2 separate regions of the Homo sapiens genome follow, and region 2 is linked to region 1. Evidence: read pairs that join two places in POLR2A ChIA-PET (ENCODE). Cell type or tissue: OCI-LY7. All regions are shown on one strand.

Evidence for each region. Peaks named below come from ENCODE experiments on the same cell type or tissue, not always from the same donor. Only the 100,000 strongest peaks of a DNase experiment are listed, where the experiment ranks them.
Region 2: POLR2A ChIA-PET joins it to region 1 with 13 read pairs; 5 of 35 experiments call an interaction of 5 or more read pairs at or near these places.

Annotation. Positions count from the first base shown.
Region 1 is chr13:50,508,879-50,516,878 of GRCh38, forward strand. The region is part of intron 5 of DLEU1 (deleted in lymphocytic leukemia 1); the gene reads left to right. Among named protein-coding and RNA genes, the nearest start is that of DLEU1-AS1, 15 kb to the right of the region's middle. In OCI-LY7, CTCF peaks have their summits at 4,135 and 4,338; DNase peaks (open chromatin) are centred at 2,483, 3,303, 3,883, 4,943 and 1 weaker place; H3K4me3 peaks cover 3,395 bases; H3K27ac peaks cover 6,463 bases.
Region 2 is chr13:50,913,288-50,921,287 of GRCh38, forward strand. All of the region lies in intron 1 of RNASEH2B (ribonuclease H2 subunit B), which reads left to right. Among named protein-coding and RNA genes, the nearest start is that of RNASEH2B-AS1, 6.6 kb to the left of the region's middle. RefSeq lists enhancers at 1,616-1,705, 3,904-4,053. In OCI-LY7, CTCF peaks have their summits at 2,492 and 2,693; DNase peaks (open chromatin) are centred at 1,756, 2,484 and 3,664; H3K4me3 peaks cover 4,194 bases; H3K27ac peaks cover 4,444 bases.

The sequences.
Region 1 (8,000 bases):
GAAAAGCACAGTATTAGGGTGGGAGTGACCCAATTTTCCAGGTGCCATCTGTCACCCCTTTCTTTGACTAGGAAAGGGAATTCCCTGACCCCTTGTGCTTCCCGGTTGAGGCGATGCCTTGCCCTGCTTTGGCTCACACTGGGTGCACTGCACCCACTGTCCTGCACCCACTTTCCAGCACTCGCCAGTGAGATGAGCCCAGTACCTCAGTTGGAAATGCAGAAATCACCTGTCTTCTGCATCGCTCACGCTGGGAGCTCTAGACTGGAGCTGTTCCTATTTGGCCATCTTCACTATAAAACCTTTTGAATACAAGTTTTATTTTTCTTATTTCAGATTTCTTATTTCTTATTTCCTTAGCAAAGTCCAAATCCTTTTTTTTTTTTTTTTGATACAGGGTCTCACTGTTGCCCAGGCTGGAATGCAATAGAGCAGTCATGGCTCACTGTAGCCTTGACCTCTTGGGCTCAAGCAATCCTCCCACACAGCCTGCTGAGTAGCTGGGACCACAAGTGTGTGCCATTATGCCTGGCTAATTTTTAAACATATTTTCAGAGATGAGGTCTCCCTATGTTTCCCTGGCTGGTCTCAAGCTCCTGAGCTCAAGCCATCTTTCCTCTTCAGCCCCCCAAATTGTTGGGATTACAGGCCTTAACCACCTTGCCCAACTCAGTTTTCAATATTTGCTAACCACTTGTATTGTCTCTTGAGGACTATATGTTCATATCATTTACATATGTATTTATCTTTTGGATCCTACAGCTTTATTTAAATATTAATTATGTGACTTAGTTTCTGTGACTATTTTTTTCCCATTTGTTGAGTAATTTTTAAGATTGTTTAGTCTCTTATGAATGGAGTAATTTTTTATTTTTATATACAAAATCTATAAATCTTCTAGTTTGTGATTTCTCCAACTTGATTTTAAAATGTTAGATTCAATGACATAGAAAAAATTCCTTGAGCACAAAGCTGATTTCTAGACCTTAGAGTAGGAGCCTACAAGGGTTTTCCCTCTCTTTTATCAAGTTGAGAGAGAAGGGAAGATGACACATGGGACTGGTATGAGGGCCTTTAAAATCAGAGCAACCAATGCCAGAGAGATTGATGGTATTCTTGAAGGGAGTGGGAGGAGGCAATTAGAACACTTAGGTTAATTGCACTGGATGGATAAGGAATGGCAAAGTGGAGTGGCCCAGCCATGGCATTCCACCTAGTTAGGCTGCAAATGATCACACCTGAGCTACTCTGCTGTGTCTCTTCTTCCCTACTCAGGGAAATCTCCAGCCCTCTCTGGTTCCCACCCCCAGCTCTGTAGTATTACTATAGTGTCTGTAACATCAGCTGTAGCTGGGCATAAAATGATGCAACACCAGCCTGTCTCTGCTTCTCATGGGTTCAGGAAGTGGTCTTTCATTTATCATCGACCACTTAGTACCAGCCACCTACCGTGAGAAGCAAAACAGACAAGAAGGAAAGAAATGGGCAGATTGGGGATATATTTTGAGGGTATACTTGAGAGGATTTGTTGAAGGATTGGAGGTAGTGTATGAGAAAGATGAACAAGGATGTTCTCAAGACCGGAGCAAGAAGTTGCCATATCCTGAGATGAGATAAGTAGCAGGAGAAGAAAGTTTCAAGGGTGGTAATCAGGAGATCAATTTCTGCACACATTAGGTTTGATAGGCCTTGCGATGTCCAAATGGAGATACATGGGCCTGAAGGGAGATTATGGGGCTGGAGTTCAGAAGGGAGATCCAGGGTGGAGATTTGTCAACAAATAGGTGGATGACAGCATCCAGGAGACAGAGTGACTAGAAAAGTAAAGAGGATGGAAGAATGAGTGCTGGGACTTTCCACTGGCACATAATTTAGAGGGCGAAAAGACGAGAATAAACCAGCAAAGGTGACGGGGGAGCAGCAACCAGTGAGGTAAGGGGAAAGCCAGGAGAGTGTGGTGGTATCCTGGAAGCCAAGGGAAGAAAGTTTATCAAGCAGGAAAGAGTGATCTGCTGGGTTAAATGCCGCTTAATGGTAAATATTGAGTGTCAACTTGATAGGATTGAAGGATGCAAAGTATTGTTCCTGGGTGTGTCTGTGGGGATGTTGCCAAAGGAGATTAACATTTGAGTCAGTGGACTGGGAGGCACAGACCCCACCATCAGTCTTGGTGGGCACAATCTAATCAGCTGCCAGCACAGCTAGGATAAAAGCAGGCAGAAGAATGTGGAAGGACTAGACTGGCTGAGTCTTCTGGTCTCCATCTTTCTCTTGTGCTGAATGCTTCCTGCCCTCAAACATCAGACTCCAAGTTCTTGGACTCTTGGACTTACACCAGTGGTTTGCCAGGGGCTCTTGGGCCTTTGGCCACAGACTGAAGGCTACACTGTCAGCTTTCCTGCTTTTGAGGTTTTGGGACTCAGACTGGCTTCCTGGCTTCTTAGCTTGCAGATGGCCTATTGTGAGACTTAACCTTGTGATCATGTGAGTCAGTTCTCCTAACAAACTCCCCTTCATACATTCATCTGTCCAATTAGTTCTGTCCCTTTAGAGAACATTGACTAATACAGTGTGACAGGTCAAGCAAGTGATAGGCTGAGAATTGACCTCTAGATAGAGCAAATTATTGGAGACTTTGATAAGAGCAGTGTCAGTTGAGTGGTGAAGGCAAAACCCTGAGACATGGGTTCAAAAGAGGATGGAAGGAGGAGAAATTGGGGCTGTACAGAACTGGGGCATAAAAATGGCCTATATCTGAAAATAACTCCAAAAATTTATTATTAAAATTAATTTCATTTGTTTCTTTTTAAATTTTTTTCATGTGGCTACTAGAAAAATTAAAATGACAGATGTGGCTCACATTATATGGCTACTGGACAGCACTGATATAAATTATGCTTTTCATAGTTTTATCATAAAGGGGACCAGAAGATGGGATGGTAGCTGGTGGTGAAGTGGGGTAAAGAGAAACTTTTTTCCCCTGAAATGGGAGAATTGCAGCATGTTTGTATGTGGGAATAATATAGTCAAAAGTAGAAGTTGATGATGCAGCAGAAGAGACAGGGGACAAATGATGTCCTGGAGTAGGTGAGTGCATTTGGGTTCCAGCGCATAGGTGGAGGGTGGCCGAAGGGTTATGGACTGTTCATACAGAGTGACAGGAGAGGAAGCAGAATGTGAGGTTTGCAAACAAAGGTGAGTATTTATGGACATGGGAGTGCTTGGAAGTTCCTCTTTTGTAATCTTAGTGACATAGGGAGCCAGTCTTCAGCTGAGAAAAGAGGATGGGGGAGGAGGTTCTCTTCTGACATACACTATAGACCACAGAATTTGGAAAAAAAAAAAAAAAGCTTGCTACTAGGTCACTTAGAAGACAAGGAGGGGACAATGTAGGGTGTAGGGTACTTCGGATTTGCTGGTGGTTCATTACCGGAAACAAAAAATGAAACAACCCATTGGAGACATGTTCCCACTCGGTCATCTTGTCTCCTTCGTTTCTTGGATCCCAGTTTTTTTGTCTGTCTGTTTATTTGTTTGTTTTATCAAAGCAGAAAATAAAAACTCCAATTCTCTCCTCCTCAGTTTGCTTGGTGTTCAACATAGTTCCTCCTGCTGCGGGCCAGCTTGGTTTCTTTAAACTTTAATTGCCACAAAAACGTTTGCACTCAGAGCCCTAAATCTTCCAAGTCCTCCTTTTGTGTTTCTTGTTTTCCTCCTCTTTTTCTGCCTTCAGGAAAGAAGTGAGATGATGATGGCTCTGTCTCAGCAGCTCTCGGGGGGACCTGCAGGCTGGGGAGGCAGCTTCTCTCTGCAATTTGGCCGCTCCTGGACTTGTTGCAGCCAGGCTTCAAAGAGAAACCACCGCTTCCTCCCCGAGCCCCACGCCAGCCTCAGAGGCAGCTGGGCCTATTGAAACATTCAAGTTTCACTTCAGGCTACTTTAAACATTTGCTTTATTCCAAAACAGCTAAACTTGGAGTTATTTTCAAATATAGGCCATTTTTATGCCCCAGTATATTGTGTGGTTTTGAAGGCTTTTTTCATATCATTAGCTGCAACCCCCAAAGGTTAAAAATAATGATTAAGTAAAATCTTTACACGGATTCCTCTGCTCCCTGGAGGGGACACTGGGCAGTGTCCAAACTGCCAGACAAGCCAAGCTGTGACAATAGTGACTTAGCTTGCGACTCTTAGGGTTGTCCAAATGATTATATTCTTGTGGGGAGGAACGTGAAAGGGGGCTGAAGAGAACAGTGTAAGACACAAATTTGGTTTGGGGTTTGGCGAGGATCAAGATTTTTAAAATGGCTCGTGTGCTGAATTCATTTTTTTTTTCTTGCTGTCTTAGAGTAACAATCACATAAACATACTCTGAGTTTATTTTCTGTGAAATAGTTGCAGTTCACCTTTCAGCTGATAAGCATCTGCCCCTAGAAAACCATAAAAAATGGAAGAGTTTACAAGAGGTTGTGAGTTGGCACAACCAGGCAGGGGAGGAGAAAGCACTTAGGACAAGTAAATATTTTACAGCACCTATATTTTCAGACTGTCGCTGCTTCCAAGGCCAGCCTCCTCTCGCTCCTGGCTCACTGCTCCTTTCCCTTACTTTTCCTGGGGCTTGCTTTCTTTCTGTCTTCTTATTTTTTTAATCTCAAAGTTAATATTTCCATTTAATTCTACCTGCTTCCTCCAGTAGTTAACATGCTAGTTAGCTATTTAAACATTTTATAGATTTCTCTGAGCTTGTCATAATTATTTTCTTGGCTGAGCCTTCTGGAGTCATTCCATGTCAGGAGACAGTCTGAAATAGAAAGACAGCAACTTTAGGGTGGGTGCAGCTGGGTTACACCTGTTGCTAAACAAAACAGGATTTATGAAAACATAAACTAAAACAAGTAAAGCAAATCAGAAAAAAAAGACAGTAAGCAGCCTGCCCTGGTAAATTGCATGCTTCTTTTACTGTTGTCCTCTTTGTGTGAGAGATTTGTTTGGGTTTTGGAAGGGACACTTCAATGCACAACCTCTGTAATCCTCAATAAATTCAGTTAGGGTGAAGCAAATCATACCAAGAGGAGGCTCCTAAGTCAAACAGAATGATTTTTTTTTTGGCGCTAAGGGGTGTTTGAATTTTGACAGCTTGTTCTACATTTTAACAATGGAAGCTATGATGGAACAAAACATATTTCTAGACATTGTTGCTTTTTATTTTTAGTGTAGGGTTAAGTGTTAGTGTTAAACATTTTTTGAAAATAAATAAATTTTCTCAATTTTTATAATGCTGAAAAATTAATGACCATATGGTAAAATACTCTGACTGTGGGTGGAATGCAAGGCATCGAAGGACATTACCTAATGGAGGTGGGCGTAGTTTTCCTTGACTCCATAAAGGATTTTAAAATCCAACTGGGCTTAATGTTCCATCTAAATCTGCATTCCATGGCATCATGTCGGTTCACCATAAAAATTAGAGAAAGTTTCTATTGATCAAGAAAGAAGAAAGAAAGAGAGAAAGAAAGAGAAAGAAAGAAAAAAGAAAAGGAAGAAAGAAAAGGGAAGAAAGAAAGAAAGAAAAGAGAGAAAGAAAGGAAGAAAGAAAGAAGGAAAGAAAGAAAGAAAAGAAAGGGAGGAAGGGAGGAAGGAAGGAGAGAGAAAAGAGACATAATTGCTCTATTGTGAAGATTAATCAACTTTATAAAGGAATAAAAATATTTCATAGGGACGTGGTAAAGATTCTTTTGTGAGGGTTTCCCACTTTCTGCTGGAGTGTATAGACCACTTAAGGTAGTCACATCAGGAAAGGGTGAGAACTTTGCCCTTGGACAACAAGAAGATTTTCTTTGCATTTTTTTCAAGAGGCCCAGTTTTTCAAGGGCCTATGACAAAAGTCTGGAGGTAATGAGAAAAGATGCAGACGTGATGATTAGAAAGCTGGTTCTCAGTGTTTGTTTAGTGAATATTAGATTGAGCTTTTCCAGCGTTTAACTCTTGCAGTTAAGAGTTAAGAGTGGTAAGGGGAGCACTGAGTGCTGATTCAAAGGCCAGATAGCATTTTGCAGCTGTGGGGCTACGCACTGGGCCCTGGCCAATGCACCTCATCCCTGCTTTTGCTGGATTTTAACAGGCACCACAGGACCCTTGGCTGCTTAGGCAGCCAACTTTGCTAAATTGCTTCATGGTTTCCATGATGTGAGCTGAAGTCCACCACAGCTAGGTTGGCATCTTTGCATTCATTTCCTTCATGTCCCATTGTAAGTTAAGTCATAAACTGGTACTTCAGACAGTAAAAAGATGGTTCCTTGCCATGCATACTTTGATCTTACTCTGGTGGGAATCATTCCCTTGCCTTATAACTGGCATCTGAACTGATGATACCAACTTTGTAAATGTTTTAAATTTTTGTGGTAAAAAACACATAACATAAAATTTACCATCTTAACCATTTCTAAGTGTACAGTTCAGTAGTGTTAAGTATGTTCATATTGTTGTGCAGCCAATCTCCAAAACTTTTTCATCTTGCAAATCTAAAACTATATACCTCTTAAACTACAATTCTCCATTCTCCCCTTCCCCAAGCCCTGGCAACTACCTTTTTATGTTCTGTTTCTGTGAATTTGACCACTCTAGATAACTTTTAAGTGGAATTATACAGTATTTTTCTTTTTGTAACTGGTTTATTTCACTTTGCATAATGTCATCAAGATTCATCCATGTTGTAGCATGTGTCAGAATTTCCTTCCTTTGAAAGCCTGGACAATATTCCATTGTATGGATAGGCCACATGTTGTTCATTCATTCCTTGAGGGATACTTGGTTGCTTCTACATCCAACTCTATATTTTAGTATTCAACATAATCTGAGGGGTGATATTGTTCTATTAATATTTCTATAACTATTTGTCCCATGACCTCAATTGTTAATAACTGTTGATATGAGGCATCTTTGCCCTCCCAAAATCCCTTTACTAATGTTAAGACAGAGTATCAAACTTGAAATAAGGCAGTAGAATAGCCTCAGTTTTCACGGTCTTGTAAGAGCATTTTCTAAAAGACCTACCCAAAGATGACCTGATTCTCTAGGGGAATGTATCTTATTTGACATATTATTTGTTACTAATTAAGGCTCAGACTCTATGAGATGACATGCTAATTTGTAGGATTTTATTCAGTAGTGATGCAAGTGATTTTGGTCTGGTAAAAAAAAAAAAGGATGACTTTAAAGGTTATACTTTTATTGCCAAGTATAGTATTAACTAGTGTTCTGTCTAACCCAGCAATCTTATTCCAACATTCATTCTCAGATGCCCGCATATATTTAGTTTCTCAAATACTCTTTGCACTGGTTTTATCATTCTGCTCGTTACCTCATTAATGAATTACGTAAATATTTGCCACATGCTTATGTTTATATGCAAGCCATAGTTATAACTTTAAAAAATTATGTTTTGAATTTCTTTCCTGCCAGAGCAGCCAGCATAAATAACTGCATTCTTCATTTCAGTGAAGTTTTTGTTGCTAAGCCATAGAGGGGCCAGGTGATGTCAGAACAGTTAAGCATGAGACCTACACTAGGAAAAAGTAGGAAATGGCTTTCTGCTAAATGTAATTATAGAATAAGTTCTTTTTTTTTTTGAAAGAAGACTGACCAACAACACAACAACAAATTTAGCTTATAAATATGTTCCAGCATTTTAATCTAATACAAGGGCAAAGTAAACCTCTGTGTTGATGTTTGGGCCGAAAACTACCAGCCTCCTCAACTCAACTATGCAAACATCAGGCCAGGAGGCTGCAGAGACCTCAAGGTGTGTTTCCCAAAAGGCATAGTAGAGAGGCTAGCTACACTCACATAGATCTGCAGTTGCAACAGAGGATATAAAAAAATAAATAAAAGGCAAAGTTTCCATAAACTCTGCATTTTCATACCCACCTGCAGCCAAACCTTCTTAATGTGGAGATGTGCCTGTTTCTTGCAAAGGGTTTACTATTATGGTTCTGCTCTGT
Region 2 (8,000 bases), 400 kb after region 1:
AAATGTTTGAGTCATATTTTTAATGTTTTTCTTAAGTCCATTTTTCTTGTTAATGCTACTAAGTTGGGATGTACCCAGGTGTGAGAGGTCACCTGATTCATTGCGTTTAGAAGACTGCATTTATTGCTGTTGGGGGCTGAACAATTAATTGGGTTCATCTCCAAGGAAATGTTAATTGGGAAACCCTAACATTGTGTATTGAAAAAAAAAAAAAGAAGAAAAATCATTTCAGGCCTGTTAAAACAAAACTCATTTGGGTTCACTTAGGCTGATTAAAATATTCCTTAATCAGCCCCCTGATTAAACAGTCCTGAGGTGAAACTGCACCTCAACTCGAATTTTCAGTTAGAGACAAGTTTTGCAATAAAGTTATCCCCCTTTATTTCATGAATATACATGTTAAAAAGTATTTTAGGAAAGATTGCACTTATTATTTATTTCTCCACAGAAAGCAGTTTCATGGAGGTAGAGGATGGGTTGCTTTTTGGGAGATAAGAATCCCTGTCTACCTTAGACATTTCAAATACAATAACAGCTTTTTATGTGAGGCATCGTGATAATCACAAATGATTATACCAGAGCTATCTTTCCAATTGGAATGCAAAAATAGATGTGGAAGGATTGTATAAATTCATGCATTAGAACTATGTTCTAATTAAAGGATTTAAAAAATAAATTTAAAAGGAAAAACTAATTTTCTTATTTAATGATGGAGAAAATTTATATTAATGTTATTTCTGATTACAGTCTTGAAGATTTTTTTTTTTTTTTTTTGGTCCACCAACTGGCATAATTGTAGCTTTTTATAAGTCCAAAGAAATGCCTCTTGTTTTGGGGGAGGAAAAAAAGTAAAGGTTTAAAGTGTATGGCAAAGGAAGAACTACTATAGATTTAACTGACTTTTCAGTGACACTAAAAAACACTCTTTTCCCTTCTTTACCTAATGGCTCATGGTTAATCTCAGAAGAAAAAGTTAAGCAGGATTTTTGTTCTTTGTCAAAACGGTATGTATGTATATGTTTGTGTTTAGAAATATACGTGAGGGCCGAAAGCTTCCTTATTTTCAGAAGAGATGAACTTCACTTGGCACATGATAGAGAACCTGGCCAATTCAAGTGCTGATTTTAGACAACCTCGGAATAATTAAGCTCAGCTTTTTGGAAGATGTGTCATTTACCGAATAGTCTACTGCAGGCAGTCAGCAGTGTAGGAGTCTCAGAGTTTTCCAGCATAGAGCGTGTTTAACATTTTCCACATGAATCTCAGTCTGGCTTTGTTTTTGCAAAATGTTTTTCGGTGGGACCCGACTGACCTTTCTCAGATGGCCACTGGATCTGCTCCCCTTGCTATCTATCTGAGCACGTTCTGAAGTGGATGGACTTCAGTTGCCAGTTGGTGTAATCAGGCTGTTTCCAGAGTCTGATCTTGTCCCTTTAGTAACTGTTCCAAAATACTTGGGACATTTATAAGTAAGAACTCATGACTCCCACATATTTATCCTCCAGGTCAGAAAAAAATTCATAAAAGGAAAGCAAGCAGTGTTCATGATTTTTTATTTGAGTAACAGAATAGGGACTGCATGGATTCTCCCACATCCTCTGAGACTGTGATTTTAAAAAACAAACAACTCAGTCAGTGTGCTCCAAAGCCTGGCTATAATAACACAGACTTAAAAGCTAGATTTATGCTATTTATTAGCTCTGTGTCATTGGGTGGTTTACTTCCTCACTATAAAGCCTCACTTTTGTCATCTCCACAGTGGGGAGAAGAGTACCAGTCTCATGGGGTTGTTATCTGTGGTTTGAGTTACTCATAAGCTTTCTTACACCTCAAGCTTTTAGCCCTGGGCCTGGGACAGAGTAGATATTTCAATAAATATTTACTGAACGAATAAAAGTCTCACATTCCATTTCTTCCTGCAATGTCTTTGCTTATTCTGCTTTTTCCTCCCCTTCTACTTCTATCCAAATTCTACCCTTTCCTCAAGGTTCCATTCAACTTTATTTTCCACAAAGCTAAGCCATTTGCTCCAGCTCAGCTTCTCCGTCTTGACTTTGTGTCTGCCTGGAATCCTGCCTGCTCTTCACTTTATCTACCTGGCAAATTCCTACTTATCCTTTAAACCCAGCTCAAGTATCACCTCTACCAGGAAGCCTTCCCATGGGTCTCTCCTCTTGTTACTGCCCAGGTTCGTGGTACCTCTTTGACCACCTACACATTTCATCATGATTATTCATTTAAGTGCCATTTTTATATAAATATGTATTGAACACCTAATACATGCCAGGAGCTAGAGAGAGTCCAAGTGTGTTTTCCCTGAGTGGCCATTTCGCTTCTCAGTGTGGGCACCTCAGCCTTCTGCTTCAGAGCACAACCTCCAAACAGTAGAGCATGTCACGTAGGATTTCCAGGCCTTTATTCAGAGCTACCTTTATGACTTCCTTGTCTAAGGATGACTGTTTGCTAAAGCAGAATGGGCCACCCCGTGGCAAGGGGATGTAAGGGATTTGGGGCTGCATGTTCTAGTCCCTGTTTCATTATCTGTCCCCGAAACAGCTAAGCTGGAGGCTGGCTTACTCCTCCGAGGGCCTAGGTCTCAACATTTGGTAAGGCTCTCCTGCATGATTGGCTACCTTTGCCTGATTGTTTTTAAAGATTTTTTGTTATTGTTGTTGCCTTTTAACCTTCTTTTGACCAGTTAACTCTACATTTACACGTTTTTCTCACAGTGGTTTTTTTTTTTGATAACTTTAAATAATTAGAATAATAATATTTACCCAGTATAGAAATTCTAGTAATATGGGGAAAAAAATAAAGAATAAAATAATTTGTCCATCATCCTCACCCAAAATAAAAATTTTGGAGATATTTCTTTCCAGTTTTTTCATGTTGTTTACATTACAAAATGAATTCCAATCTTCTTAAATTTTTTTTTCTTATTTTTCTATTTTTGCCTTTATTTCATTGTTTACCCTTACTACTTATTTAATGTAACACTAAAACACTCAGGGAGATTGGGGTTACATAAAAGTTTATATGGTGCTGTTCTACATAAAATTGGAGAAAGTTCAGTTGATTTAATAGAGGTAGGGGCTGTTTTTTTCCTCTTAATTTTGATAAGGACAGAAACTCACACAGTGATATGAAACAAGTTGACAAAGAGAATTTGTATTTTAGGCTTTGAACATTGAAGAGGTGTAATACTTATTGCTTCAGACAGTAGACAGTACATATTTGGAATGGGTTATCTTTGAAAGTGGATAAAGATTGAAAATACAAATAGGTGCAAAAGAGGTAAAGATACATTTACAGAGCTGTATTGGACCCAATGGCAAACTAGGATGTTTCAAAAGCCATTCAAAGCAGGTTACATTTTTGAGGACAACCATAGCCTCCTGCAAACATCCCTTGGTGTGCTTTCCTGAAACCGGATACTGGTTTGAATAGCCTGTGAGTCTGCCTTAGTATGGAAATTGCCATTTTTTAATGTGGGGTCAGTGCACCTGGGTTGTGTGTTACAAAATCAAACATGAACTTCTTTGGGAGTTCCTTAGCAGGTTCACATCCTCCCAGGAAGGAGCAGGGGTGGTGGAGAGCATAGGACATCTGGCCCTAGGGTGTTGCAGCAGCAGGAGTCCAGGGTTTCTGCCTCTCTGAGTGTTAACTTCCTCTTCTCAAACTAACTTCCTGCATTTAGTGAAAAACTGGTTTCACGTGATTCCCAAGCTGCAGATCCCCCCAGTGTCTGCTGGGAGGGGTCTCTCCTCTTAGTTCCAGTTTGAAACCTTTCAAAACAGCCTTCTGACTGGTCCTGCTGTGGTCACATGCAGTCCCACCCTCCACCACCTATTGTAGCCAGGGAGGGGCAGGCTGTAAGCACAAGGTGGGAGAGGAGGAGGACAAAGTGGGCACTTGAGGCTAAAGAGTGCTTTTCTGGAAGAAGGAAAGGGTACAGGATAGACAGCAGAGGAACTAGCTACCACGTCGTTTCACCAGTGGGACTCTGAGCTCTGGCCAGAAACCTCAGCCACTCATGAGCTGTCTTGCCTATGGCCAACATTAGGGGTTTCTCAGTTGCTGGTAGTCTGTTTGACTGGCTTGTATATAGGTATAGCAGAGGTTTATTTGTATGGAGAATTGGGTTCTAGTTGTAACTTGTACTTGCCTTCATTTAGTCAAAGTTTGTATAATTTTTAGGAAGCCCAGCTTCTAGGCCTGCAACTTCTAGCTGTTATAACTTTGCAAAACACTTTCATATAATTGTATTTGACCCTCTTGATGACCTTGGGAAGCAGTTAAGGCAGGCTTTATTATCACCATTTTGCATATCAGGAAACCAAGACTCAGAGAAGTCAAGTAATCTGTCAACATACAATAGAAATCCAGTGGCAGAGACTGTCAGCTCTCTCAAGTCCTTTTCCAGGACTCCTGCATGTGCCAGAGGCCACTCTGCTGACTGAATAATGATGCCTCACCACTGTGGGAGAGGCCAGAGGACCAGGAAAGGCTGGTCTCAAACTGCTCTCAGTTTGATGACTAGGGACCAGACATACCTCCTTCCCTGGAACCAAACCTGGTTGCTCTCAGTCACCCCAATCAGGTCTGTCTTTTCTAGCACTCCACAATTTTTCCTGCTTCCCACATAGTTCATGCTCCATCCATGCTCCATCTCAGTATGTTTGCTGGTCTTTGTGGCTCTGAGTTGGCTGTGAACCTGAATATTTTTACTAGCTTCTTCACCAGTGCACAGGCTGTTCCTAGAAACATGGTTGTTGATAGGGACAGCCCTGAAAGAATGGAGATTTTGTCTTCTATGGTCCTGCTGAAGGCTAGTTTCTAATTTTTATATTTATTTATTTATTTATTTAGAGACAGAGTCTCACTCTGTCGCCCAGGCTGGAGTGCAGTGGCACGATCTCGGCTCACTGCAAGCTCCGCCTCCCAGGTTCACGCCATTCTCCTGCCTCAGCCTCCCGAGTAGCTGGGACTACAGGCACCCGCCACCATGCCCAGCTAATTTTTTGTATTTTTAGTAGACACGGGGTTTCACTGTGTTAACCAGGATGGTCTCGATCTCCTGACGTCGTGATCCGCCCGCCTCGGCCTCCCAAAGTGTTGGGATTACAGGCGTGAGCCACTGCGCCCGGCCTCTAATTTTTATTTTTTTCTCCAAAGCTTCAAAAGAAAGTTACACTTAGAGGAATCTATTACTTCAGTAATCACATAATTTTCCTGGTGCATGTCTCTCTTGCTTTCTTGGTTTGCCTCTTGTAGTCTTTGAAGAAACAAAGAGCTTCAAAGCCAGGAAAATGACCCAGATCTCTTTGACAGCAGTGCTAATGTTTTGGGAAGTGAAGGCATATAGTTATTACTGAAATTAGTGTTCCTGGAAGCTGCAAGTTACTTGAAAATTATGCTGATTTGTCTTGCATGCATTGTATTTGTGTCCTACCAAAGTGTTTCCAAGGAAGTATCTGGCAAACAGGCAGGAGGGTGCCGGGGCAGTGGGACGGGGAGGGTCTGAATATATTCTGATGGCTGAAGTCTAAAGAAAATGAACTGGAACCTATTTAGGACATCGTATTGCATAAGCATGAGAGTGATAATCTCATCTCTCTTTTTCTTTTTTCTATTGGATCTTCTTAAGAAACCTGAATAGCCTTGATATGATATCTAAAAATAAAGTAAATGGTGCTTTGATGTCTGTACTTTCTCCTCCATGTAACAGTGGGTGTATGTTTCTCAGAGTTTATCTCCTGTGTGCCAAAAATCAGAGAGGCTCAGGAACAAGTGTCCATTGCTTCCAAGTCATAAGAACAATTGGCAAAAATCACTTGTCTTGTGTCTTTGAACTTTAAATGCAGTGAAAAAACTTGTCTTAACCAAGAGAGGGATAAGAAAGAGCTGCCAAGTTTGAAAAACCTGCTGATAAATAACTTCATACCAACTGTACAACAACCTGTACTATATAGTCTGTAGATGAAAAATCATGTACCATTTTGGCTTGTACAATACTTTGTGGCTAACTTTAAAAAATACGGAATGGTTAAGTCTGTGCATTAATACGTGCTGTGTAACCTAACTTCTCAGCATTATAATGTCACAGATATCTGGGGGTGGTGGGGAGAAGTATATGCAGCTATGTATAGAATATACACAGCTCTCCCTCCTTTCTCTTCCTTCTGCCCCCTGGCTGTGTGGTCTACTGGCTGGATTGCAATAGCTGGATTGCAGCTGGTTAGATGACTCTGCTGGTTTTTGAGGATGAGGAGGACAGGACAAGAGAGGGAAAATTTTAAATGTTTATATCATAGGAGAATAGTCATGTCAGAATCATTGTGTTTCCAAGCTGCAGTTTGTGCTTTTTAAGTTAAGAGGTATGGGACTTCAGATTAAGAGTTTCTTTACAGTATTATAGTTTAAAACATTGGCTCTGGATAATAGTTGACTGAGTTTAAATCCTGGCTCTATAGTTGACTTGCACTCTGACCTTCAGGCAGGTTTTTCATCCAAAAAAGTGGAAATTAACATAGCACTTATTATGTGACCAATATAGAGGACTTAAACAGTGCCTGGTAGACCGTAAATGGCCAATACATATTAGCTGTTATTTTTGATTTTACATTCATTAGACACAATTGTCTCTTTGTCACTGGTATGTTTTCTTTAAAGTACAGATGTCAGGAAAGTAGCAATCAGAGATTCCTTGTTTGTTGAGGGTGTTTTGTTTTGTTTTGTTTTGTTTTGTTTTGTTTTGTTTTGTTTTGACAGAGTCTTGCTCTGTCGCCCAGGCTGGAGTGCAGTGGCGTGATCTCGGCTCACTCTAACTGCCTCCTGGGTTCAAGTGATTCTTATCAAGCGATTCTCATGCCTCAGCCTCCCAAGTAGCTGGGATTACAGGCATGTGCCACCACACCCGGCTAATTTTTGTATTTTTAGTAGAGACAGGGTTTCACCATGTTGGCCGGGCTGGTCTCTAACTCCTGGCCTCAAGTGATCTGCCTGCCTCAGCCTGATTTCACAATACTGGGATTACAAGTGTGAGCCACCGTGCCTAGCCTGTGGAAGCCCAGCAGATGGAAGATTTGCTGCCAGAGTTAATGGTGACCGGTGGGATATACAATTGAATCTTTACAGAGAATATAGAGACCATGAGATAACTACTCTGGAATCAGTTAGTTTTAAGGAACCACAGGGGCAGAGCTTGAGATAATTGGGAAGTTTAACATATTATTAAACCTAAAATGGCCAGCAAGACTGATAGCTGCTTCTCAGTTGTCTGAGTTTTTTCTTTTTTTGTGAAAATACTTTTTTAGCCAGCATGACTTATGTCATCTCTTAGATGAGAGAAAAGAGTAAAAAAGACAAAGTGTATAGCTACTCTTTTAAAAATAGTGTTGGAAGCATAGTTTTGGAAGAAGGTGTCTCACATGAGTCAATTTTCTAGACAAGTGAAATTTGGCTCTTTTAGTATCAAAACTTGCTTTTATAATTTTTTATTGAGTTTTTTCTAAACTTGAACAATTCATTTATGTTATGTTTATTGAGTATATCTCATGTGCCAGAAACACTACTGGGTACTTTACATTGCCTTGATTTTTACATATAAAATGCATTGTGTTCTGGCTTTTAAACAAGATACACTGGTTTTAATTTAATATTTTCTTGGAAGACTAATTGTTAAGCCGTTATGTAACTCTGTGCTTAGATTTCGTGACTTTCATATTTTGATCTTATTATTCCCTACGTGTTCTCGACTTTTTCCACGTAGTTGAGGGAAGGGTTACTGATTGTTAATTGATTATTTATTATGTGTTCTAGGCACTTTCACATACATTTCATTTCAATCTAACAGAAACATGTAAAATTATTATTATACCCATTTTATAGATGACACAATGAACCACAGAGAGGTTGAGTATCTTGCACAGAGTCACACTGCTGAGTGAGGAGAGGAGCTGAGATTGGAGTATGGACCCTTCTGATTCTGGGTCCAATGT